2 separate regions of the Homo sapiens genome follow, and region 1 is linked to region 2. Evidence: read pairs that join two places in POLR2A ChIA-PET (ENCODE). Cell type or tissue: OCI-LY7. All regions are shown on one strand. Links, peaks and the distances in the headings refer to the core of each region. The heading gives the core; the rest is flanking DNA.

Region 1 (13,408 bases), core at 4,718-12,717, 350 kb after region 2:
GCTAATTTTTGTATTTTTACTAGAGACAGGGTTTCACCATGTTAGCCAGGCTTGTCTCGAACTCCTGACCTCAAGTGATCCGCCCGCCTCGGCCTCCCAAAGTGCTGGGATTACAGGCGTGAGCCACTGGGCCCAGCCAAGTCCCATAATCTTAAGGCAATGACTCCATTCTTTCCTCCTTACCCAAACCCTCCCTCCCCCACATTCTTACAGAACTTGGCTTATTCTATTCATGAAACTCTTTACATATTGTCTTTCAATATAGATATTTGTATAGATGAATGCACGTAATCATTGGCAATATAATGAATATACAGTCCAAAGCTTATTTACCTACCTTTATTTATTTGCATACCTTTTTTTTTTTTTTTTCAGTTTGAGCCCTTGAGAACAGGGACTGTGGACCTGAGAAATTATGCCTGCACACTGAGGTTCCAGTAACTTGAGTGCCTGGTGCTTGATGAGAAACTTACATTCCTATTAGGAAAAGTGTAAGTTTATAACCATTTCTCGGAGTTAGAGTTTTTATAATAAAAATGTTATTAAAATAAAGATTGAAGTCATTAATTTTAAAAACTAAAAACCTTAGTGGATGACAAAGGTAAAGAGTTGGGGATAAAATATTTTGCGAAATTGAGTTATTGTTTCACCATTAAAAGTGATAGGGTATAGAATAATATGTTTTTGAATAAGACTGTGAGTAGGAATTTGCCATGTTATAGGTTCTATAAAACTCTTGGTACCCTAAGGACATCTCACAGATGGTAATGGTTATTATCACCCATAAAAGTACCAGTGATGAGATCATCAGAATACTGTCCAATCTAAATCTTAGTAAAATAAAAAGTATTAACTAATATAAAAGCAAAGTACATGAAAGTTAATTATATTCATCTGCCAGAAAGTTTAATATACATATACAAGTATTACTTATAATAACAACTGGGCTTAAATAGGGTAAAGGCTCAAAATATTTTTCATCTCATTCCTTTGAAAAGTACCGATTTTATTTTAGGTAGATGAACATAAGAAAGGAATAAAAAACACCCTCCACTTTAATACTCAGGTACTTTTCAAGAACCATCTAGCTGTTGTTCTAACTGCCTAAAAATAAAAATGATTTAGGAGTAAGAAAGTTTGAAACAATCTTTAAGTCAAGTAGTATATAAAAGCAATTACAGGGGGTAACATGTTCTACGCTATGTGGAGAAAACTGTATAAAAATGTCCAAATAGTAGCAATAAAAAGACAATAAACTTCATCCTCATGACCAGTCAGGAAATGAAAGATCTTTGTACAGGCTATGCTTTGAAAAAGTTAAAAGTGCTCATGAGTTAAAGACATTGCTGATCATTACAGCTTCCTAGAAAGGATAAGGGGGGGAAGGTATATACAACATAAAAGTAGTCGTTTTATAACTTTTTTTCCATTTCTTTGTACATGGGATTTCATGAGGAAAATAAAAGGCACATGGGGTTTGTTCTCATGTTTAGGTGCAAGCAAGCTCTGTACAAAAGTGACAGTGTAGTCACACATCCTTGTCCTCCTTTATCATATTTTCTGCACTTATACTTCCCTTTTGTGTTGTACCCTCTGCCTCTGCATGGTGCGAAAGCTTCTCTTTGTAGATCCCACCTGTACCTGTCTCCCAAGAACAACTCTATGTCTTTGTCTTCTCTATTCCTGTCTTTCCCTAGCAGCATTAACCTACCCCGAACTCCATTCTCTTAGTCTTGCTAAGTAACTTGCCAAAAGGATAAATCATATAAGCCAAATATGTCTCTCACTGATAATAGCAAAATGTGTTATCCAACCTAGAAGACATTTCATTTTTTTTTTTTTTAATTTTTTTTTTTTTATTATACTCTAAGTTTTAGGGTACATGTGCACATTGTGCAGGTTAGTTACATATGTATACATGTGCCATGCTGGTGCGCTGCACCCACTAAAGTGTCATCTAGCATTAGGTATATCTCCCAATGCTATCCCTCCCCCATCCCCCGACCCCACCACAGTCCCCAGAGTGTGATATTCCCCTTCCTGTGTCCACGTGATCTCATTGTTCAATTCCCACCTATGAGTGAGAATATGCGGTGTTCGGTTTTTTGTTCTTGTGATAGTTTACTGAGAATGATGGTTTCCAATTTCATCCATGTCCCTACAAAGGACATGAACTCATCATTTTTTATGGCTGCATAGTATTCCATGGTGTATATGTGCCACATTTTCTTAATCCAGTCTATCATTGTTGGACATTTGGGTTGGTTCCAAGTCTTTGCTATTGTGAATAGTGCCGCAATAAACATACGTGTGCATGTGTCTTTATAGCAGCATGATTTATAGTCCTTTGGGTATATACCCAGTAATGGGATGGCTGGGTCAAATGGTATTTCTAGTTCTAGATCCCTGAGGAATCGCCACACTGACTTCCACAATGGTTGAACTAGTTTACAGTCCCACCAACAGTGTAAAAGTGTTCCTATTTCTCCACATCCTCTCCAGCACCTGTTGTTTCCTGACTTTTTAATGATTGCCATTCTAACTGGTGTGAGATGATATCTCATAGTGGTTTTGATTTGCATTTCTCTGATGGCCAGTGATGATGAGCATTTCTTCATGTGTTTTTTGGCTGCATAAATGTCTTCTTTTGAGAAGTGTCTGTTCATGTCCTTCGCCCACTTTGAATCTCACTCAAAGCCACTCAACTACATGGAAACTGAACAACCTGCTCCTGAATGACTACTGGGTACATAACGAAATGAAGGCAGAAATAAAGATGTTCTTTGAAACCAACGAGAACAAAGACACCACATACCAGAATCTCTGGGACGCATTCAAAGCAGTGTGTAGAGGGAAATTTATAGCACTAAACGCCTACAAGAGAAAGCAGGAAAGATCCAAAATTGACACCCTAACATCACAATTAAAAGAACTAGAAAAGCAAGAGCAATCACATTCAAAAGCTGGCAGAAGGCAAGAAATAACTAAAATCAGAGCAGAACTGAAGGAAATAGAGACACAAAAAACCCTTCAAAAAATCAATGAATCCAGGAGCTGGTTTTTTGAAAGGATCAACAAAATTGATAGACCGCTAGCAAGACTAATAAAGAAAAAAAGAGAGAAGAATCAAATAGACACAATAAAAAATGATAAAGGGGATATCACCACCGATCCCACAGAAATACAAACTACCATCAGAGAATACTACAAACACCTCTACGCAAATAAACTAGAAAATCTAGAAGAAATGGATACATTCCTCGACACATACACCCTCCCAAGACTAAACCAGGAAGAAGTTGGATCTCTGAATACACCAATAACAGGCTCTGAAATTGTGGCAATAATCAATAGTTTACCAACCAAAAAGAGTCCAGGACCAGATGGATTCACAGCCGAATTCTACCAGAGGTACAAGGAGGAACTGGTACCATTCCTTCTGAAACTATTCCAATCAATAGAAAAAGAGGGAATCCTCCCTAACTCATTTTATGAGGCCAGCATCATTCTGATACCAAAGCCGGGCAGAGACACAACGAAAAAAGAGAATTTTAGACCAATATCCTTGATGAACATTGATGCAAAAATCCTCAATAAAATACTGGCAAACCGAATCCAGCAGCACATCAAAAAGCTTATCCACCATGATCAAGTGGGCTTCATCCCTGGGATGCAAGGCTGGTTCAATATACGCAAATCAATAAATGTAATCCAGCATATAAACAGAGCCAAAGACAAAAACCACATGATTATCTCAATAGATGCAGAAAAAGCCTTTGACAAAATTCAACAACCCTTCATGCTAAAAACTCTCAATAAATTAGGTATTGATGGGACGTATTTCAGAATAATAAGAGCTATCTATGACAAACCCACAGCCAATATCATACTGAATGGGCAAAAACTGGAAGCATTCCCTTTGAAAACTGGCACAAGACAGGGATGCCCTCTCTCACCGCTCCTATTCAACATAGTGTTGGAAGTTCTGGCCAGGGCAATCAGGCAGGAGAAGGAAATAAAGGGTATTCAATTAGGAAAAGAGGAAGTCAAATTGTCCCTGTTTGCAGACGACATGATTGTTTATCTAGAAAACCCCATTGTCTCAGCCCAAAATCTCCTTAAGCCGATAAGCAACTTCAGCAAAGTCTCAGGATACAAAATCAATGTACAAAAATCACAAGCATTCTTATACACCAACAACAGACAAACAGAGAGCCAAATCATGAGTGAACTCCCATTCACAATTGCTTCAAAGAGAATAAAATACCTAGGAATCCAACTTACAAGGGATGTGAAGGACCTCTTCAAGGAGAACTACAAACCACTGCTCAAGGAAATAAAAGAGGACACAAACAAATGGAAGAACATTCCGTGCTCATGGGTAGGAAGAATCAATATCGTGAAAATGGCCATACTGCCCAAGGTAATTTACAGATTCAATGCCATCCCCATCAAGCTACCAATGACTTTCTTCACAGAATTGGAAAAAACTACTTTAAAGTTCATATGGAACCAAAAAAAGAGCCCGCATCGCCAAGTCAATCCTAAGCCAAAAGAACAAAGCTGGAGGCATCACACTACCTGACATCAAACTATACTACAAGGCTACAGTAACCAAAACAGCATGGTACTGGTACCAAAACAGAGATATAGATCAATGGAACAGAACAGAGCCCTCAGAAATAATGCCGCATATCTACAACTATCTGATCTTTGACAAACCTGAGAAAAACAAGCAATGGGGAAAGGATTCCCTATTTAATAAATGGTGCTGGGAAAACTGGCTAGCCATATGTAGAAAGCTGAAACTGGATCCCTTCCTTACACCTTATACAAAAATCAATTCAAGATGGATTAAAGATTTAAATGTTAGATCTAAAACCATAAAAACCCTAGAAGAAAACCTAGGCATTACCATTCAGGACATAGGCGTGGGCAAGGACTTCATGTCCAAAACACCAAAAGCAATGGCAACAAAAGCCAAAATTGACAAATGGGATCTAATTAAACTAAAGAGCTTCTGCACAGCAAAAGAAACTACCATCAGAGTGAACAGGCAACCTACAACATGGGAGAAAATTTTCGCAACCTACTCATCTGACAAAGGGCTAATATCCAGAATCTACAATGAACTCAAACAAATTTACAAGAAAAAAACAGACATTTCATTTTAATGGCTTATGCCAAAAAGAAAATAACAAGGCCAAAAGAGGAAAATTCCGTAGCTTTGTTTGAAATTTTTTTCAATTAAACTTTCTTACTCAGATTCCTAAACCCTCCCTAATTCAACGAAATCTCGACTTTTTAGTCTCATCAACTAGTTCCACGTGAAAACACTAGATGTTAGAGTCTGAGATCTCCCTACCTGAAAAGATGCTTTCATATAAACACACACACACACACACACACACACACACGCACGCACATGTTAAAATTTAATAAACTGAGTCTTTAAGCCGAAGTAGAAATTTTCTGTGATTGTATTTGTTTTTTATTTTTGCATAAAAAATTACTGCAAACATAGCAACTTTAACCAGCATCCATTTATGAGCTCAGAGTTCTGTAGGTCAGAAGTCTGGGCAGGCCCAATTGAGTTCTCTGCTTAGGGTTTCCTAAAGCTAAAATCAAAGTGTCAGTTTAGGCTCTTCTTTGGAGTCTCTGGGGAAGAATTCCTTCCAAACTCATTCATACTGTTGGCATAATTCCATTCCTTGTGGTTATGATGGAGATCTCCATTTCCCTGGAGGCTGTCACTTAGGGAACCACTCTCAGCCCTTAGAGGCCACTCTCAGCTCCTTCCCCTGGGGCTGTCTCCATCTCAACAACAGACAGCTTCCTGCACATTCCTTCTCTCTCTTGCTTTACTCTCTGACTTCCTCTTCTGCTACCAGCCAGAGAAAACTCCCTTCTTTTAAAGGGCTCATGTGTTTAGGTTAGGTCCACCTGGAAAGCTTTCCTGTCTTCAGGTCAACTAATTACTAACCTCAGTTACTCTGGAAAATCCTTTTTTTGCCACGTGAGGTAACATAATTTCAGGAGTAACACCAGGGGGCAACGTTCATTGGGACCATCTTAGAATTCTATCACAGTGATCTTACAGAAATTTGCTTACAACACTTTTATGGTCTTCTTCATTTTTGCCTTTTAGTGTAGGTGATTTTTGTATATGTCTTGGCTCTCTCTACTAGAATGATAACAACTTAAGAGCAGAAAAGATGTTTTTGTTCTCCAAAAATTACTTTGGGATAGAGCTGAGACACACAAAAAAAGAGGGTGCTGAATTTCTTATGTCAAATCAGGCAGCAAAGATGTAAGTTACAATATAGCTAGAGAATTCAGATTCCATCTATGGAAATCAAATAATACAAAGTTGAAAATGTAGGTAAAGATGAAACTTGACAGACACATGATAAATTGAGTTGTGAAACTAAATTGTATCCCAGTTGAGATCTACAAGCTTGGAGTGTGCCAGGGATGAAGCAACTAAAACCAGATTATAGGAGGAGACTTGGAAGGTATTATTTGGTGGCTTAGGAAGTACCATTCTTTAAGTAACACCTAGATAGTGTCCCCAGGCCACAGTCCCTACCCCAACCTGAGTTGGTAACCTTCTGATGATCCCAAGTTTTACACAAGTAACCACAGCAGGCCCTTGATGATGGTTACTTGGGTAACCATCCTCTTAGTTGGGTAACTAAGTGTCCAACTCCAGGAAGTATAGATTTAAGTGGAATTGATTTTTGCATGTGTAAGCTATTTTATAGTCATTGTGTTGCTTCATATATGCTTTATCTGCTTTAAGATGTTTGAAATGGATAAGAGAATCTGCTTTATTAAATTTGTCTAATTTATTAAATTTATTAGATTTTCACAAAGATTGCAAATATCTTGCATGTTAGACTTGTAAGTTTGCTTAATAGGTGTTTGAATTATTTGGGAGAACTGGTTTTCAAATTGGTAATAATTGTTTGAAATGTCTAAAAATATCTAGTTAATAAAGTTTCTATATACTGTTAACATTTGAGAGATCTGATCCATAAAATTTATAAACTAATTGAGCATTAATTAAATAACAAATGAAGTTAAGTGCTTAAAATTCTTACACCATTATTAGATTTGCAAATATAGCAACAAGATTTGTGAGTTAAAAGTAAAGGCTTATAAAAACTAAGTTATAAAATTTATACCTTTTGTCAGTTCAACATTAACACAATCATAAGAAACTATCAGCATTAACTTCTGTGCAAGAAAAAAAGTCACATTTTGGGAACTAAAAACCCAATTACCATTATTAAACACTGAAGAGCAATATAACTGAAATGGAGATGAATCATCATAGCTATCATTTATTAGTTCCAACCACATAACAGTTCTGTGATAAGCTCTGCATTTGTGAGTTTGTTCATTTGTTTGTTTTTGAAGGTCAGAGATAATATAACTAAAGTATCTTGCCTCTTAAGTATATGTTAAACTGAACTGACAATCTTTTTAAATCTAAAAATATTACTTCACATACCAATCACAGTTCCTTTGCTCACAGGTAACAGAAAATCGGTCTAACTGTTTAAATCATAATAACAGCAACAACAGTAATAATATAAAGATTTTGTGGTTCAAGTAATTTAAGAAACCCAGAAATGGAAGGAGGTGTACTACTTACTTGGATCTCCCTTCAAAAAAGAACAAACTATCCACGTGTGCAGGATGCCGGTAACTGACAGCCGCCAGCCAGTGGGCATTAAGGGTCCTCTACAGTGTTGAGTTGGAACAACAGTGTTGAGCTTTCTCGACAGCCCTGGCGAATAAGTACAGTGGGAGTACTAGTGTCTGGGCATTTCCGCCCATTGTCATACTCTTCCAACAAGCAGCTTTTGCTCTAGATCTCCCTTTGGTGCTGGCAGAGACTTTATGAAATCTGCATCACAGTTTGAGGCCCTTCCTGCCCAATCCTGCGGGGTTTCCCTTTGTTTTCACAGGTGTCAGGCCTGGATCAAGGTCTGAAGGGTTTTGCTGCCCATATATTTCCTGTGCCTTGCTTTTATCTTTCACAAACATTACCTCAATAAAGCTTGGACACTGGTAATTCCATCTCCATATCTGCTTACCAGATGACCCTTCAGGTAAGCTTGCTCCAGCAGTTTAATGATGTCCCAGGACCGACTTCCTTTCTGTGTCTCAGCCTTCCCCAGTGGCAGAATAGCCCTAAAACTATTTTGATAGCTTCACCATATCAACATAGTTACCAGAACAACTGGGGTGGTTGCTTCCTGATTCACAACCAGTGGATGAAGGGAGCATCTTTTTTTAGCATCCATGAAAGACAGAATAATTTTATTCTCCAGATGCTCCCCATCAAACATCTTCTCTCTTTTTGACAAAGTTTGGATCATAATGCCATCCCAACCACTGTAACTAGGGCCCATCCCTGGAGCTGCTGTGAGATTAGTCCCAACCAATCTGCATGTCCCCATCAGAAAGGGAACAGAGAGAATGAATGCTGGGGAGGCAATCACTAAATTTCCATGACTACGAACATAAGCATCCTCAAACAATATCACACCACGGAATTAGTCTCATGAAGACACCGCTGCTACTAACAATGTGTATAGAAATTGGAGCATAAACCACTAAGAATACAGGCTGTAGAGGCCAGAAACCATTGGAACTGCACCGCTGCAGTTTCTGGAAGCTGAATGTCCTGTTGCTTCTGTTCCCGGTGTTGCCAGAGTAGACTCTGTAGAGTTCTTCCTTCTTCAAGTCACTGTATTTAATTCAAACACGAGCTGGTGCATCCTGCAGGCAGAGCCTACAGCTTGAGCCAATGTACTGGTTTCAGGAGAAGCAAGGGAGAAACTGTCTATTTCATCCCAGAGTGGGAGAATGTCACCTGTGGCATCACATGCAGAAGATTCCAGATTCTGGATTCTTTTGCGTTTGCTTTAGTTCTGCTAAAGTCTCCTGTGTATGATCCTCAGAAAGACATATGAGGGTTTTCCTCAGAACCTAAATTCTGTGAGTAAAGAATGCACTAGTGCTGAAACATTTGGGGCAAGAACAAGCATCAGTCACAACCGTCAACAATCACTCTCAGTTTTAACTTCTTTGGGGAAGCTGGTTACCGTACTTAAAACACTTGTATTCCATTTTGTTTTGTTAGTAAGACAAAAATGTATTGCCTTTATTAATACCAAACCCGTAGACTTTATACAGAATAGTTGCACTATTACCTCACTATGCCTATAAACATTCATCCTGGAAAGATTAAATTTAGACCAGCAAATGTTTATTCAGCTCATAATAAATGCAAGACCTTGTGCTAGGCGCTGGGAGATGACAAATTTGTCTTAAATTGTCACTGTGGTGACTACTTAGTCATTATTTTAATTCCTTCATCATGGAAAAATTGGGTATTAACTATTCATGATCTACTTTTATATTTCACTGTCAATTTTCCATTATTTCCAATTCTACAGAACAGCTGCATAATCTTCACAATACATTTTTAGAGGTTAATCTTACTATAATTTCTCTTTTGTTCATATCACAAATATCATTTTGGAATCCAAGGCAATAGATTATTTGAATAGAAAATGCAGCTATTAAAGATGTAAATTATTCTTATACTCAAGTTATTACTATTATTTTTGTGACAAAGGAATGTTAGAAATTCACAAATGTTTGTGTATGTTTTAAGGGGATATACTGTTTATGCTTGCGTTTGATGCTAACATATTTAGTAAGTGTCAACAGCAGAGAAGCCTTATAAGAAAACATTGACCAGAGCTCTATTTTAATGCTACATTTGGCACAATCCTATACTATTTGAACTGGATAAAAAGGTAAAGGTCAGGACACATCTTTGAACTGAGCTTTGAATTGACTTTCATCTCCATATATTTGTCACTTTGTGACCCACATCAGTTTTTCCATATTGATTCTATATAGCCTTTTCATGTTATACTCGAATCTTTTCATTTCTCCATCTGAAACCAAATCTACCACATTTGATCACAGGGGTGATGAGGCTATACTTTTTACTTTTATTTTCATGGTGGTTAGCCATTACCTGGGTAAAGTTAGTAGTAACTACAGAAGAGGTAACAGTTAAGGCCTGCTTCTCTATAGTAAAACAGCCTGGGCCAGGCCTGGTGGCTCATGCCTGTAATCCCAGCACTTTGGTAGGCCGAGGCGGGTGGATCATGAGGTCAGGAGACTGAGACCAGCCTGGCTAACACGGTGAAACCCCATCTGTACTAAAAATACAAAAAATTAGACAGGCGTGGTGGTGGGTGCAGGTAGTCTCAGCTACTCGGGAGGCTAAGACAGGAGAATGGCGTGAACCTGGGAGGCGGAGCTTGCAGTGAGCCAAGATCATGCCCCTGCACTCCAGCCTGGGCGACAGAGTGAGACTCCTTCTCAAAAAAAAAAAAAAACAAACAAAAAAAACACCCTGGGTTTATCTGCACTAGCCATGTAATTTTAGGCATACCTAACCTCTGTAAGTCTTAGCTTTGATTCCTGAAAAAAAAACCCAAAAAACTAACAATAGTATATTTTCCACAGTTGACTGCTGGTGAGAATTAAGTAACATAATATATTTGAAGCTCTTTGGCTGGGTATGGTGTCTCATGCCTATAATCCCAGCACTTTGGGAGGCCAAGGCAGGAGGATCGCTTGAGGCCAGGAGTTCAAGACCAGCCTAGGTAACATAGTGAGACCCCCATCTCTATTTAAAGATGATGATGATAGATAGATGATGATAGATAGATAGATAGATAGATAGATAGATAGATAGATAGATAGATAGATAGATGGATAGATAGATAGATGACAGAGATGATAGATAGATTTCAAGCTTTGTCACACAGCCTGACAATTCATTTTTCTTGGGTAAATACCCATTTCTCTTTGGGTAAATACTTAGGAAATGGGTAAATATTTACCCATTTCTCTTGGGTAAATATTTAGGAGTATTTACCCATTTCTCTTGGGAGTATTTACCCGAGAGAAATGAAGGCATATGCCACCCAAAAACCTGTACACAATTTTTTAGCAGTTTTATTTATTATTGCCAAGAACTGGAAATAACCCAAATGTTCATCAACTGTTGAATGACCAAGCAAAATGTGATGTAGCTATACTATGGAATACCTCTCAGCAATAAAAACGAACAAACAACCAATAGACACAACAACATCAATGAACTTCAAAAGCATCTTGCTCAGTGAAAGAAGCCAGGCTCAAAGGTTACATATTTTAGGATTCTACTTATATGGCATTCTGGAAAAGGTAAAACTAGAAGGACCAAAAACAGTTCAGTGTTGCCAGAGTCTAGGGGTGGAGGTAGGAGACTGACCACAAAGGGGTACAAGTAAACTTTTCGGAGTGATGAAAATATTCTGTATTTTGATTGGGTACTAGTTACATGATGGCACATATTCATCAAAACTCATAGAACTGTACACTTTAAAAGGGTGCATTTTACTCCACGTAAATTATACCTTAAAAACCTGACATTTTAAAAAATCACTGATGATATCATTATATATTGATTAAACATTTTAAAAACATCCTCATGAACAGTGTGCCTAGCACTCAGTGACATTAATGTTAGTTGTTGTTGTTGTTACCATTGACTAAGGTGACAAAAGTATAGAAAAACAAAAATAAATTAGAAATAGTTTCATTTATTATAGAACCAAGATTAGGATCTAGTCAATGTAAGGGTCCAAAACTTTCGTTGATTCTATAAATTCAATATTTTAATTTAATCAAGTAAAATGTCTTGTGTACAATGTTGCTAAACAGTAATAATCATTACAAATAGCAATTCTGTTAAACAGATGTAAGCTGAATAATTAGGGCTGTGTGTGATACCACCTCAGATGCCAGAGTGACAAAGCCTTTCAGGAGTTATCAGGCTGCTTTTCCACCTGTCAGATGTGCACATCTAGAAAATCAATTTTTATCAATGCACTCTGAGATGATAACGTTATAGGAGACTGATTTACGTTAACGAATCTTAGAAGGCACTGATGTATAAACCCGATGTACAATGTGTCACTCAACAGAATGATAACTGCCACTTGGGTCACCACAGTACTGTGCGCTGATGTGATCATCACATTTTTTCCTTGTGGGCAGGTTTAAAGGGGGAGCCGAGCATTAATCAGCTTCCTCGGTGGGCAGGGGGTCAGAATAAGGAAGAGAAGTTAGTGTTAGAGGACACACAACCCAGGTCATAGTAAAAGTTCCACAAATCATTCCTGTTCCCATAATTCACCAGATTCAATGTCTTTCTTTATTAAACAATGTGGTATAGAAACCAATATAATCTTGTTGGTAACTCTCTTTTATGTAGATTTCATGTTCCTCACTCTTTAGTCTTTCTGCAGATCTGGTACATTACCATTGAGAGAATCAGCTTTCATGATGACAGTCACTTCTGTTCCTTCCTTCCTGAGATTTTGCCTTTATTGAATTTGGTGTTCCCAAGTCTCCTCCAATGCACACTTAATAGATATCATCTGATGTTACTTCTACAGATAATCTCATCCTTTCATGGATTGCTTTTGCTAGTTTAACAATCAAAGAGTGTTTTGGTTGCCTATTGCCCCATAACAAACCACTCCCAAACTTGGTGGTGTAAAATACCACCAATCATTTTATTATTAACTCCCACAAGTTTGGGAAGTTGCCTGAGCTCACTTAGGCGGTATTCACTCAGAGTGTCTCACACACTTGCTGTCAGACAATGGTTGACACTCAAATATTCTGAATGCTTGATGCTCACGTGGCTGGCATGTGGGCTGGGACCACTCAAACAGCTGGAATTTGGAACTTCTAGGGACCCTAGGAATGCTTCTTTGTCTCTGTGTGGTCTCTTCAGCATAGCAACAGCAGCGTAGCTGAACATCTTACGGATGGCCCAGGGCTCCAAAGGCTCGTTTCCTAAGTGAGAGAGAGCCTGGCTGAAGCTGTATTACCATTCATTCTCCAGCCTCCGAAGTCTCAAAGCATCACTTCCACCATACTCTAACTGTCAAGACAAACACAAAGGCCCAGGTAGGTTCAAAAAGAGGGGGAGTAGGCTCTGCTTCTTGATGCAGATGTGGCCAGGTTCTGGAGGAGAATGTGGGACAGGAAATATTATTGCAGTTCTGGAAAACACAATCTGCCATGAAAGGCAATCTCAACTTTCAGTTATTAGAGGACTGAGGGTATTTTATTACATACTAGTCAGATGCCTATTTTCAGGAGCACTGAATACTAAATATACGGCCCCTCAGCCCTGTGAGGTAGAGTGAAAGTTACAGGAACGGCAAATGAATAAATGAAGACATCAAGATGATTTACAAATTCATAAATTTCCCACAAAATATAATATATATATAACATAATATATATA
Region 2 (15,327 bases), core at 7,328-15,327:
TTTTTTGTTTTTGTTCTTTTTTTGCATCAAATGCCAGAGCTCCAGTTTCTGGTGGGTGATCCAGGTTATGGCAAACAGGGCGCTAGGGAGACCAAGCCCTTCCGCCTCCTATGAAAGCCTGTCTCTCGACAAAACTAATTCCTAAAACTAGTCCCACAGTCAGCTATCTAGCTCCAGATTGCCCTTATCAGGACAGGAATGTCTCTGAATCCCCCAGATCACAAAGCAGCCAGGGACAGAAACACAATCAGAGATGTGCTATGCTTGGTCCAGAGAATTACCTTTCTAGTCAGCCCACAGGGCAAAGTTCACTTACTGCCCCAAAGGAATGTCAAACAAAAGGTCCCAGCGATCCATCAGGGTAGGTCCAAGCGACAATCCAGTGGGCAGGACACCAAGCTGGAGGTCGGTGGGAATGGCACCCAACCCCTCTCAGGCAACGTAAGTCAGTTAGTCCAGGCAAGCTGCCTCTGCCTACTGTTTCATTCGTAAGGAGCCTTAAAGGACTTTGGGATCAGGACCTGAGTCCCAATTCCATCTGGGTCACCAGAATTTTGTTACCTACATAGTGGGTTGGTTTGGACACTTAGCAGGTATCAACCAATGACCACAATGAAGGAAGGTTTAGCAAGGGGATTTTATGACTTGTAATAAGTAAGGAGAACACTGGTGATAATTCTCAAAGCAATGTTCCCCCAAGCTGGGGGCTGGGTCAGGTTTTATAAGCATGGGATAATGAGCTGTGACCTGATGGGATCTTGCAATGAGGTGATGCCAGGACGCATGATCTGACTGGATCCTGCCATGGAATGATGCCAGAGCTCTATCTGATTGGATCCTAGATCTTGTCATGCAATGTCAGCTTCTGAATTCAGTTCCCACTCTTTACGCACTTAGGCTTCCCCTGTGGTTGCACACTTGGTTCATCTGGGCATATGACCTAAGGTTATGTGACCTAAGAGTTCATGGCAACTGAAAAAACAATTTACAACTTTGTTAGATAAAAGTTGAAGCAGATTGGTCTGGTGCAACTACAAGCAGATATTGACAGAATATGTATATGATAAAAATGATCTAATAAATTTTCCTTATTTTTACAATAGTATATGATGATAGAGACTTTGGAAAATTAAAAAAGAAAAACATAATGCAATAATCATAATAAAATAACTTCTTAAAAATCTGATTTTTGTATGCATATATTTTTAGAACATGTTGTTTAACAATTTTCGGATCTACTTTTGTATTACATAAGTATTTTTCCATGTCATATCTTAAAACACCTTTTTCAATGTTGCCTAAATTAGCACCCATATATACTGTTAAGTATTAACTATGGACCACTGGACACATTAGATGATTCCAATTTTTTTCTATTATAGAAACTAATTAAAAATTCTATTTACATAAAACCTTGTCTGAGTTGACTATTGATATAGAAATGTTTGTATAGAGGGAGTATCAAAAAAGACAATATACTCTAAAATTCTTGATTTGCCTAGCAAATCCTTTACAAAAGGATGAAGCAAGGTTTTTAAGAAGCTGCTTTTTGGGGAGAAAGCATTTGTTCCTCTTGAATTAATTTCACTCTAACCAACATAAATTAATGTTTTTTGAAGTAGAAGTAATAGAAACTTTGGGAGAAAGTGAAAACACCTCACAATCTATTATAAGCAAAGAAAAGAATGTCAAGCACATTGTGAAAAATGTGCCAGATATAAGAAAGGTTTATTTCAAAACATTAAGAACATTGAAATGCCAGATAATCTATTATTGTGAAAGGCAGTTCCGTCCTGATGGGAGACTCAAACTAAACTCTGGCACCTGAATCACTTAGCAGGTAAAAGAGGAAAGAAAAAAGAGAAACATGTAAACAAATTCAACAACTCAGATTATAGTTTCAGGGAACAGGATATAACAAAAAACAATAAAGATTTGCATTAGGAAGTTGAAACTAGGTTTGCAGAAAAAGACAGCAGTAAAGACAGAATAGACTTTACTGCTTGAAAAATATTTTTAAAAAGTCATCAAGTGAAAGAAAGTAGAACTGTTTAATTTTGATTTTATTTTCTCTTCATAAAGGAGAAAAATCTTTACTGTAAGGTAGAATGGTATGAATAGGAAGTCAAAGCCCAGGATGAATGGAATGAAGTGAAAACTATGGGAGCAAAATTCACATTGCAAAATGTCACAGGGAAGTGTAGTTAATCTGACAAGCAGTAGCTTGTTAAATAGAAATAAGGTGGCTCTGAATTCTTATCCATAGCAACAAGATGCAAGCTAGGAGCAGTGACTTTCCTTGGAGGATAACTCCTAGCTGCATTTCAGAGTCAATGGCGGAAATTTAAAACATACAGACGTACAGCCTCCATCCAAACACCTACGTCAGAAGGCCCATGGTGGAGGATGGGCATCTGCATAGCAGCACAACTGCTGTTTGATGAACCAGTTTTCAATGGACCAGGATCATTTATACCACGTGTTTGAGAAGACTCCCATCAAATGGTAAATTTCGTCCCTAAAAGGATTAATTAATTAATTCTCAATTAATGACATGGGCTTCATAGCTAGAAACTACCAAGGACAAATAGGTATCACAAAATACATGTATTTCTGAATATACATTGAATGTTTGTATTCTCTTAAGACTTGGGTAAATTCAGTAAGTTTCTCAAACTAAACAAAAATCTTTATTTTTGCAGTCTTAATTGATGTCAGACATAGCTGCCCTGCTTCCCCTCTCTCCATAATTCTTAGAATTGGCCCCTAGTTGGGATATAGCTACCCAACCAGATGCTTTCTGGAGTCATAATACTTTTCAATATTATTTTAAGCTTTCAACCCAGTAGAATTTATGCTAAAGCAACGTAGAAGAGCTATTATCTCCCATCTCCACATATATATTCTCTCTTTGATCAGGCCTGCCAGAAGTGAGATAGGAAGATCATGGAGATAGCAAGCCACTTGGCTCTATTCCAGTCTGACTACAAAAACAAGGGGAATACAAGAAAGATAAAGGTGTAATCCTACCAATCTTCAAGAATTACAGGACTAAATCCAATAATTAGATTCTGCACAATTGAAGGCCAACCTATTGCTTTATTAAATCAATTACAAAAAGTATAGATTGGTAGAAAATCTGTTTTTCTAATTGTAATACATCCTTGTTTTGTCTTTAAAATTGTGTAAATTTCTTAAATTACTGAATTATGCAAATTGTCACAGCAAAATCAACTTCATAAATAAATGATATCTATTGCGGCAAAGGACTAAAGTGAGAATTTTGTATTTACTGATAGGTCAAAGCTAAGTTGCCAATAAGGATTTCATTGTGATATAGCTTTGTCCTGAGTTTTAGCTAGTCCCTGAGCCAATTTATTTTAAATGGTGGATTTTCTTATTTTCCCAACTCATTTTAGTTTGGAAAAACTGGTTTCATTCTGATACCTCTGAGTTCTCCAAACAATATCACAAATTAGCTAGCTCTTCATGTATAAATCATATGGAGATTAAACAAACTCAAGGGTAATTTGATGCACAGCCATAAGATGTATTTTGCTTTAGTTTCATTCATTTCCCTTTGCTTCTTTTGTTACTTTGCATGTTATCCATCGTGCAGATAGAAATTAAATACTTTAATCTATAATTCAATATTTATTTACATTTTGGTAAGATTTTGAGAGAGAGATATGACTAGTAAAATGTGAAATAATTTTTCTGAACATCCTTCAGGACAAAGTGTTGTCATTCTTCCTAACTCTCCTACAGTTCTCTTACCGTGGTAAACACATGGCTCTTGATTGCACTGAGAACACCCTTACGAAGTCATAGCTTACCTATTCAAGGCCATTTAATTGCTTTTGGGTAAGAATTCAGTTCCCTAATTCCCAGTTCATAAAGGCCATTTCTGGAGGCAAGTTTAGGTTTTGTTATTTTGGAATTATATGTCAGATTGTTGTTGAAATGTTTATCAACCACCTCAGAAAAAGAAAGAATTCTGAAACAGCTCCCTATAATTTGTTATTTGGATAATTCCTGGATTTCATTAACCTGGATTTAATTTATAATAGATGAGAGATCAAAGAAATCCTAGCTCTTATGGTATGATTTGGTCCACATGAACTTTAGATTTTATTTTTCTACCTTATACACTATTATATATGTTAATTTTGTGTCCAAAGTAGATTTAAGAGAAGAACAGTCAATTGAGGGCCTATTAAGCACCTGTGTACCAGGTGCAGGGAAAGAAGGAAGACTGAAACAGAAGTAAATAGGCAATACAATACAATACAATACAATAGTATTGTATCTTCAATACAAGTTGAAGATGGTTATGATGAGTATAAATCCAGGAAGCTAGCAATGGCAGGAGAGCTGAGAAGCAACAAATCAAGCTGCAGGTTTTCTAAACCTTCCTTACAGGAAGACTGTTGGCTGGTTGTGCTGCCTTAAAAAAAAAAACTGCCACGAAATTATTTGGTACTCCTTCCATCAAAAGGTGAGTAGAGAGTGGCCAAGATGGTCAACTCGAAGCAGCTAATGTGTGTGCCTCTCACGGAGAGAAATGGAAGGGTGAGAAAATACAACACCTTCAACTGAAACATTCAGGTACTTGCACTGGGACTAATCAAGAAAACAATCTGACCTATGGAAAATGAAGAAAAGCAAGACAGGACCTGGGAGCAACATGGAGCCAGGGGAACTGCCTCTGCCCAGGCAGGCGTTGAGAAAATGTGCAACCCCAGGAAACCACACTTCTCCCATGGATCCTTGCAACCCTTGGATTAGGAGATCTTTTTGTGAGCCCACCCCACCAGGGCCTTCAGTCTGACACACAAAGCTATGTGGAGTCTTGGTGGAGCAGCTGCTCAAGCATGTGTGGAGACCCTGGAGCCTTAAATACTCAGACTTTCCAGCAAAAGTAGTTGCAGCTCTGGCAAAGTGGGAGGGTAGACCCCCGTACATACAGTGGAAAAGATTGAATCCAGAGGGCTGAGCAGTAACAGCCTGCAGGCTGTACTTCCATTGTGCCTCAGAAAATCAGACCCACTGTCTTGGAATTTCAGCCACCCACCAGTAGCAGTATTGCACCTCTGTGAGAAGGAGCTCCTGTGGGGAGAGGTGGGCCTCCATCATTGCTGTTTGGGTGCCTTAGCCATTCCAGCCTTCAGGCTTTGGAGAGTCTGAGCCGACTAGGGGTAGAAGGGATCCCCTTGCAAAGCACAGCTCCTCTACCAAAATGTGACCAGACGGCTGCTTTAAGTAGGTGTCTGATCCTATTCCTCCTCACAGGGTGGGACCTCCCAACTGGGGCCTCCAGCCAGCCCCACTGGTGTTCTCCAGCCAACAGAATGTTGAATTCTCCTTGGGACAGTGCTCCCAAATGGAAGGGTGGGCTGCTATCTTTGCTGTTTGGGAGACTTAGCTGTTTCAGCTTTTGGGCATTGCAGTGTCTGAGCAGACCAGGGGCGGAAGGGATCCCCCAGCACAGCACAGCTGCTGTATAAAAACATGGCCAGACTGCTTCTTTAAGCGAGTCCCCAATCCCATTCCTCTTCACTGTGTGGGACCTCCCAACCAGAGCCTCCTGCCACCCCTGTTGGTGTTCTCTGGCTGAAAGAGATTTGTAACCTCCCTGGGATAGAGCTCCCAGAGGGAGGAGCAGGCCACTATCTTTGCTGTTTGGACAACTTAGCCATTCCAGTCTTCAGGCTTCGAAGTGTCTAAGGTGACTGGGGGCTGAAGCAGAAATGTGAATCAAAACCACAATGAGATATCATCTCACACCAGTCAGAATGGCTATTATTAAAAAGTCAAAAAGTAACAGATGCTGGTGAGTTAGTGGAGCAAAGGGAACGCGTCTACCATAAAAACACAGGCACACAAATATTCATTACCGCACTATTCGCAATAGCGAAGACATGGGATCAACCTAAACGCCCTTCAAGGACAAATTAGATGAGAAAATGTGGTATATATACACCATGAAAAACTATGCAGCCATAAAAAAGAACAAGATCATGTCTTTTGTGGGAATATGGATGGAGCTGGAGGCCATCATCTTTAGCAAACTAAACAGGAACAGAAAACCAAATACTGCATGCTTTCACTTATAAGTGGGAGCTAGATTATAAGAACTTAAGAACACAAAGAAGGGGACAACAGGCACAGGGGTCTACTTGAGGTGGGAGGAGGGAGAGAAGCATAAATGATAACTATTGTGTTATCACAATAATACTTGGGTGATGAAATAATATATACAACAAACCTCCATGACATGTGTTTACCTATGTAACAAACCTTCACATGTACCTCCAAGCCTAAAATAAAAGTTTTTTTAAAAAGGTATTTTCGTTCCCTCCTCCTGAGACTGAGTAGGCTTATGACCAATACAATACAGTGGATGCTATCATAAATGATGTTCCTTTCTCACTGGAATGCTTAAACTTGAAGCCCTAAGAAGTCTCACTACCCTGAAGTAGGCAGAGATATTTTAATGCTAAGCTAAGGCAAATCAATTTTGTAAGTATCAGTTCCCTGATGGAGAAAACCTGGAACTGAAAAAAGAGACTGAATATTCTGAGGAGGTTGACTCTACAACCTTCCAGATCCTGTAAGATTGCAGAGGTAGCCCACCTTTCCTTAGTAAGAACTAGTACTTCTGGAGCATCTCCCAGCACAGCAGGAGTCTTGCCCATATAAGGCAACAGATGATGCCCTGGAAGGCTACCTCTATTACCTCTCCTTAGCTCCCAGGCTAATAACTAGGGTTAAATCCCAGTGTAACCCACCTGGGGATGTGCTGGGCCTTATAAAGAAGGAAAGAGACTTTATACCTAAAGAATTATGTGAATGAGCGGGCATATATGAGCAGGAGTCAGTGAATTCCTCCTGAAAGTGGATTTTAGAAGTGCTTGATCAAAAAGGCCAGAAAGTACAACTGCATAAAAAGAATTCATTGACTTGGGAGCACTTTCTCAAGACCCAGGATTTAACACCCTAGCAAGGACTCCAGGGGATGGGTAAACTTACAGCTGGTGTAGCTTCTAGAAGCCTAGCCAATTCTCAATAAAGTGGGAATGTTCAAGGTGCCCTAGAAGTAGGGAGATGAAGGAGTTGAGGCTGAGGAAAGCAGACATGTAGAATGGATATACGCCATAAGGCCAGAAAACCCACCAGAAGATTATGTTCCTCAGAAGGGCCTAGAGAACACACCATTCCCCAAGGCCATCAGGAATATATTGGTGATAGGAGCACTAGCACCACTAAGGAACTCTATGATGGTTCCCTCTGTAGGCAAGGGATGATGATACTAGAGGCAGTCACATAGCTGGCCTGATTAATATCATTAAGATGATGGGGCCTTGATGTACTAGAGGCCAGATGGCAGCACTTATTATCAGGAGGCAGGAGGCTGTAATTACCATAATGACTGGCAAGGCCAGGGGGCGGCCAAGGCTGCTTGACCCACAGGGAATTGTGGAGATGGTTAACAGAGCATCATAGTTCTAGGGGCAAAACAGATGGGCAGTTAACAAGGGTGCTGCTTAACACTACAATGAAATAAAGACAAGAATGGAGGAGCAGGATGCTGGGTGGCTGCCCAACAATGTCACAGTTGCTTGCTTGGTCAGTTCCCAGACCACAACAAATGTTCACATCTATAACCCATAGGCTAAAGAAGGGCCTGGGGCCTTAGAAGAACTCTGCCTCACCACAGCAACTATGTTTCATGACAACAGAGTCCTTGAATGCATGAATAAAACTGATACATTTGGCAAGTAAAGTAATCCCCACACTAGGTTTCTAGCCTGTGGAGTAAGAGCTGTTACAGCGGGAACAGCCAAATGGAAACCTCTGAAACTGCCATCCCAAAGCAGTGAATAAATAACAATATAGTATCACCTGGAGAGGCAAGGCAAATATATGTGACAGCATTAAAGATCTGAAGGATGCAGGAATCGTGGTTCCTATTGTATCTCTATTCAATTTGCTACTTTGGCTCCTTCAAAAACCAGATGGCTCCTGGAGAATGACTGTAGACTATTACAGAATCAACCAAGAAGTATCCTAGTTTGTAGCTATTGTGCCCAGCGTGGTATCCTTGATAGAACAAATATGTCCTCAGATACACATTATGCAGGCACTGATCTAGTGAATGCATTCTATTTAAGCCCAATCAGGAAAGAGGATCAGAAACAGTTTGCATTCACAGGAATAGACACTATCTATTTAAAGTTTTCCTCAGAGCTGTGTTAACTGTCCTGTCCTCTGTCATAACAGAGTCCGAAGAGATTTGGACCTCCAGGACATTCCATAGAACATGACACTGCCCCATTATATCTGTGACATGATGCTGATTGAGTGGGAGCAAGAGGTGATTAGTATGCTAGAGGCCTCGGTAAGACGCGTGCACTCTAGAGCATGAGAAATTAACCCAACAAAGAGTCAGGTGCAGTCACTTCAGTTAAGTTTTGGGGATGCAGTGATTGGGGGCCTGCTGAGACAACCTCTCCAAAATAAAAGACAAACTATTGTATCTTGCATCTCCTACACAAAGAAAGAAGCACAGCATTTTGAAAGCCTTTCTGGTTTCTGGAGGTAACAGATTCCAAACCTAAGAATATTGATCTGGCCCATATATAGGATGATGCAGAAGGCTGCCAGCTTTAAGTGGGAGCCCTTAGACTGCATGGCAGCATAAAGCAAGCACTTCCACCCAAGCTTGCTTCCCTTTACTCTTCACTTGTGAACAGCCTTGCATCAAAATCTGACTGTGGTCCCTTCCCATGTTCTATCCCAGGCAAATAGCCTAATAAAATTTTTACATATCTAATCCCATTTTGGCCTCTGCTTCTTGGAGGACCCAACCTAACATAAATACTTTGAGAAAGGTCACAAAAGATAAAAGAATAAGAAATCACTGCTTTTTTTTTTTTTAAGAGGCTATAGAGGAAACAAAAGGGAGGACTAAAATTTACAGTATGAAGAGAGGATAATTATATAGGGTAGGACAAAATGACGACAGAATATGTGTAGCATTCCTATCATTAAATTTTCTCCAGTTTCAACTGGGGAAGACCCCTTGTCTGGCATGAGGGGTTAATCATAGGGCCATTAGCATGACTTTAGTGGTATTGACTGCAGAGCCAGACAAAGGTGTAAAAGATACAGAATCCAATCAGCCACCATTAAAATATCATTAAGAATTGTGACTCAGCCAGACAGGAAGATTGTTAAATAAATGTTTCAAACAGATAATAAAGGATTAATACAGGAAGTTAGTTGCTGCCTGGGTAGAGGGTTGCAATCTCAAATCACAGGAAAGTAATTTAACTAATTTTATTTAATTAGGTGATTTAAGGGCCAAACTTGAACCTATATGAAAACAATTTAGTCTTAAAACTATGAGCATAATATTCTCCTTTTAATGATGACTATAATAAAGGGTCAGCAAGTCTGTTTCTTGATAGGAAGCACCATCCTGGCTATATGCAGCCACCTTAACTCTTGAATTCTAGTCAGAGATCTCTGGGCTATAAGCAATGTCAGCTTGTTGGATAGTTACTTTACCTTGGTTGTTATTTATTTATTTAAGACAGAGTTGGTTGGTCTTAACTGGTTGTTGCCCAGGCTGGTCTTGAACTCCTTAGCTCAAGAAATCCTCCTGCCTCAGCCTCCCAAAATACTGGGATTATAGGCATGAGGTACCATGCCCAGCCTATCTTGGTCATTATTTATTGATCTGGTAACCTCACCTCATTTCAGATGATAAAACAATTCCCCAGTAGAGGCAGATGTACCAAGAGAGTAGCGCAGTTTATGTTCCAGGGAGCTTTACTTGCATGCTCCCTTCCAAAGTACTGTAGCTGATTTCAAATTCAAAATTTGGTATTTTTTATTAAAAATTATGCCTCCCTCACCCCCACCCCTACCAACTGTATAAGCTTCAAGCCCCACAAAGCCTGAATCTGTCCCTGGCGTTTACACAGCAAGCTAAGAAAACTGAATATTGTCCTGAATAGGGGAACCATGTAAGAATGTCGGGTAGTACAGAGGCATGTCCATATTTGCATTTCAGGAAGATTACTTTGGGAACAATGTAGACAAAAGACTGAAAGAGGGGTAGATCTGGAGGGAAAACTATAAGGAAGCCGTCATTGTATTCCAAGCAAGAATAAAGATCTTTTGCTTTTTATTTTATAAAAAAAGTTGGTGTTTCCTTTGAAAGAGCAAGATCCTCTGAGGCATTTCTAATTTTACTTATAAAAGCTCCCTCTTCCCATTTCAGAAGTATTATTCTTCCTTCAAGAAGCTGAGGAGATTAAAATCTTTCACAGTGTAATAGTCTGTTCTTGCCTTCAGAAAGTAAAATATGAAATTTTCATACTCTACAGTGCTAACTTACTAGCATAAGGAAAATAGCAAGTGTTTGTTTTAAAATAAAATGTCAATGTAATAATAAAAAAAATGAGTTCTTCTGTGACCTTCTTAGCCCAATAAGAGACTCAGATAGTACACACTGTATCCCTGGATGATATGCTCAATATTATCTATTAAAAGTATATTTAGAGTATATATTTCAAGATTAAATACATTTATAGTTCATCTTAAAAAATAAATGTACAGTAATCAAGAAGACTGAGAGAAAGGAAAAGGTGGGTTGTTCTACCAAAGAGCAAATCTTACTCTAAAGCCACAAAAACAGTTTTAGACAGCATAAAAATAAGCAAAAATATCTACTGAAGTCAGTTTGAAGTTTGAAGTCTAGAAATGGACCACATGAGCTGTCTTAGTTCATTTTGTGCTGCTCTAAAAGAATACCTGAGACTGAGTAATTTATAATAAACAGAAATTTATTAGCTCAGAGTTCTGGAGGCTAGGAAATCCAATATCAAGGTGCTGGCATCTAGCACGGACCTTCTTGCTGTGTCCTCACATGGCAAAAAATGAAATGGAGAGATAGAGCAAGAGAGGGCTGAACCCATCCTTTTATAGCAACACCAATCCCACCCATGAAGATGAAGCCTCGTGCAGCCTAATCACCTCTTAAAGGTCTTACCTCTTAATACCATTACAATGGAAATTAAATTTCAAAATGACTTTTGGAGGGGTCACATATTAACACCATAGCATAAGCATAAACATTTCACATTAATAGAGAAAGAATGAGCTGGTAGATGGTCAGCCATTTTTGCACAACTCTATGAGGTAAAAGGAAAATCATTATTGACTTCTACTTTATGGTTAAACTATGGGGAGGATCTCCCCTTCTTTCTTGAGGCTTAGATAACCATAAAGTCTACATTCAATTGTCTACTCTTCCTCAGAAAGTTGCTATTATAAATCCATGCTCTGCCTTGTGGTACTGGGTAGAAGGAAGAAAAGGCTTTTACAGAGCTTATAGTATTCCTCTGAAGTCTGTAGTAACAATTAAAAGAAAAAGTATACACTGGGCATGTAGATCAAGCAAAAGATCTAGTAAAAATTATAAGTTGTTAGGAAGTCACTAAAAATATTTTAGTTTATGCCTTTGATTTAGGACTTTTTTGGGGTGAGTTCTTTGGAATGAAATTAAACACGTTCCAATTCGAATTCTTACTGGATAGACATGTTGCTTCTAGATCCTGGAAATACATGACTATATCTGGCAGACCCCTTACTGAAGTTCTTAGCCAAAGAGAGTCAGCTTATACCCCTGTACACCTAGGCAAAATGGTAAACAGCACCAGCCTCCATATTAGACACAAAAGAAAGGAACCATCACTTTGCTCTGAAGTTTGCCTCTCAAGGCAGGATACCTACTTCAAATATATTGCTTCTTCTACTAATTTCCCTTGCCTAATTCTTCCTGATCCTTCCATGCACAGGATAAAAATGAGACTCCAGAGAGAGGAAGTACCATAGGCTATGGGGGTACAGAGGGGAAGAAATCAATTCTGTTTTTTGGAGGGGTTAAATAAATGTCTGGAAAGCTTTCATCCCAAACACTCTCTACTTCTCTAACATACTATGTTTCAGTTGCCAAGTACATGTGTCTCTGCATTAAAGCATGAGCTATTTGGGCATAGACACCAGGCCCATGAGTCTTTGCATTACCATCCAAAACCCAGTGCCTAACATATTATATGTGCTAAAGTGTTTGTTGTACCAAAATAAATACATAAATACATAAATCTTAGAAAATACTTTCTCCCTCTCTCTGTAGTTGCCAAAAAGCCAAAATCTGATCCCTGGATCTATTAGTTTGGTTTTTCACACTCTTACCTTCAGAAAGAAAAGAATCTCTCATTAAAATCTTACTAGATGCAAATGCAAAATGGATTACTTTTTCTCTTCAGAAGCAAAATGTACAGGTGTGGAGTAGGAATTCGTCTCCACAAATAGGAAGGAGCTACGAATAAAAATAAGGCATTTGGACTTAACATTTTATTACCGTGTAATGGTTTGGGCAACCGTTTCCAAAACCTCAAGATAAGGCGCCAATAACTATCTGTGAAACAGGCCATCAGAAAGTCTGGCATACTGTGCATTCAGATTCAGAGTTGTACCATGAAAGTATGATAATTACACAGGAGGTAGCATCTAGCAGATTCTGCTTTCGTTAGGCTCTAGGGAGCCCTATTAAGAGAGCTTTCTCCTATGACATTTATTTTTAACACTACTCTCTGTCTTAAATCTAATTTTTCCTTAGGGGAAGAATGTTGTGCCAGACTGTAAAATAAATTGAATCTTTTAAATCTAGCCCTTGAAGAATAAACCAATTTCTATTTAACCTTCAAAACTCTGACAGATCACATCAATCCTTCTTGTTAGTACCCAAAATGTATCAAATCAAAGTGTTACTAATATACATGATGCAATAGAACTCTTATCAGGAAACTAGGCTGAATGTTTCAATATTTGCAGTTACTTATATGCTATTTTTCCTATCTGACAGTTTGTATGGTTTGTACCTTTAGCAACCTTATTTTTTTTTTATCTAAGTTACACTACTTCAGTACATATTCCACATAAAGAAATTCAGAAGAACCGTATTTTAACGTCAACTACTGTAGCCAAAGCTGCTGGTGCCTGCCCAGATTCCTCTTTCATCAGGCTGCTGTACTCACTCTCCAGCTGCTATGAATATTGGCTGTTCAGTGTTCACAGCTGCATCTTTTTCCAGAAAATTACCTTTGGCCAATAAGAGCCACCCCAACCACAGATGTCTAGGGAAGCTCACAGTTTCCAGTGATACAGTGGTATAAAGACTACCTTTCTTACCCCAAAGTGGGCCAACTTCATAGTGCCTTTCATGCCTTAGAGAATATCTCATGGTGTCGGTTACTAAGTTCTGTTGAATCTGCTTCCTAAAGTCTGTTAACTATCATATTTTCACTATTGTAATTGCCACTCATCCTAGTTTAGGACAATCTCTCATTGAACTATTCAAATCACCTTCTGAATCAATTTTCACCTTTCTGTAGTCCCTTCTCTATATTATTGCCAGAACTCTAAAATGCAAATTCGAATGTCATCTACTCCAGCCCCCACCAGCACACACCTACTTGAAACCCTTAAATAATCATACACATCACTTACCCAGGGATAGTAACCTGAAGTCACTTCATACATACATTTTGTTTCTCCCTGAAGAAAATGACACCATGGAGCCAAACAAAGCCTTGTAATATGTACAATATAATTGGATGGCATTTATCTACCTTGAGAGCAAAAGTCAGCTGAAGCAGTTAACTATTAGGTCAGTGCAAAAGTAATTGCAGTTTAGACAAGAATTCCTTCTATGCTTGGCTCAGGAATCTCGCAGTATTAATCCATTGGATGGGGAAACTTCTTAGTCTTAGACTGGGATAATTCTTTCCCAGGCTGAATATATTTTAATCCTGGAATGTTTTGACATGAAGTACAGCAATGATGAAAGTAAGCCCATAGCAGTGATAATTCTGTTGAAGAATGATCTGTGCATATTTGATATTTAAGTATCTAAAGGTTGAAATTTTGGCCTATTAAAGAAACAGGCTGACTTGTGACTCCAGTTTATAACATGTAATTGAATAACTTTGACTTTTGGTTTTACATTGAAAGCTATGTTTACAAACAGGATTGGAATACTTAATAGAGCTTATCCACTGCATTACCCACCCCGCCACTACTACGCCCCTCCACCACCTCTTTTTCTTTTACTTTTAGATTTAGGGAATTTATCAGTATCTGGAATGGTTTGTCAGCCATTAAAGAGAATATAATGAGTTTATAAACAAGTAAAACCTCTACAGGAATTTAAATTGTAAACCACCCCCCACCCCCTTAAATAGCTGTAACAAATTTACTACATTTATAAATTGAACAAGATTTGAATGTCAAACTAAAAAGTTCAGAACAAGGCCTCTACATTTTGAACTTTAATGTATTAATAAATATCTTTAACAACTAAAGTGGCCCATGAAATATTTTCTGTGCAAAAAGGTCACCCTCAAGAGCATTAGGATCTCACACTGACATACAAATCTAGCTTCAGATCCTTGCAAAATCAGAACACATTGCAAAGTTGGGCTGCACTCTTGCCTGACAAAAATGCCCCCTCCTTGAGATGGTGCATGAATTTTCAGGGTCCCCATAAGTCTCTCACACACATGTCACTCATTTACCTTTACGTGCCTGGTCCTTATAAAGGCATTTGCAATTTCCATTCATGAATTTAGAGCAGTGGTTCTCAATCAGGGTGATTTGCCCTCCCACCCCCGCCCCCCGCCACCCACCCCCACCCCCGACCAGAGGCCATTTGGCAATGTCCAGAGACATTTTTCGTTGTTACCATTAGGGGTGGTGCTACTGGCAACTAGTGGGTAGAGGCCAAGGATGTTGCTAAACATCCTGCAATGCACGCACAGTCCTCCAACAATGATCCAGCCTGAAATGGCAATAGTGCTTAGAATGAGAAACTCCAACCTAAACGAACCCACCTACAATCCTCTAGAATGGCAGAGGCTTTGCAGTGACCTACTTGTGTATCCTGGAGATTAATCCATTGATATTACAGGGCTCACAAGTATCTTCTTTATTCACTGTTTATAAAGCCCTATTTTGTATCTGGGTTCTTAAATTTTTATAAGTTTCTCTTTTTAAGTCTTTTACGAACTCCTTCCCTACATTGAGGTTAAAGATACTGCTTTCTTCTACACATTACAAATATTTTACATTTGTCTTCAATCCATCTGAAATTTATGTGATGGAAATCATAGATGTAATTTTATTTCCATATGGATAGCCCATAGTTTTAATAGCATTTTGCGAATAGCTCATTTTTCTCCACTAGGAGGTAAC

Evidence for each region. Peaks named below come from ENCODE experiments on the same cell type or tissue, not always from the same donor. Only the 100,000 strongest peaks of a DNase experiment are listed, where the experiment ranks them.
Region 1: POLR2A ChIA-PET joins it to region 2 with 10 read pairs; 2 of 35 experiments call an interaction of 5 or more read pairs at or near these places.

Annotation. Positions count from the first base shown.
Region 1 is chr3:107,877,559-107,890,966 of GRCh38, reverse strand. LINC00636 (long intergenic non-protein coding RNA 636) reads right to left here and starts at 7,762. Exons shown (of 3, transcript NR_015394.1): 1 at 7,661-7,762. It overlaps LINC00635 (long intergenic non-protein coding RNA 635), which reads left to right and starts at 12,899. Exons shown (of 8, transcript NR_024276.1): 1 at 12,899-13,065. In OCI-LY7, for the core only: no CTCF peak of the experiment used is centred there; no DNase peak of the experiment used is centred there.
Region 2 is chr3:108,226,875-108,242,201 of GRCh38, reverse strand. No RefSeq gene overlaps it. Among named protein-coding and RNA genes, the nearest start is that of IFT57, 12 kb to the right of the region's middle. In OCI-LY7, for the core only: a CTCF peak has its summit at 15,185; no DNase peak of the experiment used is centred there.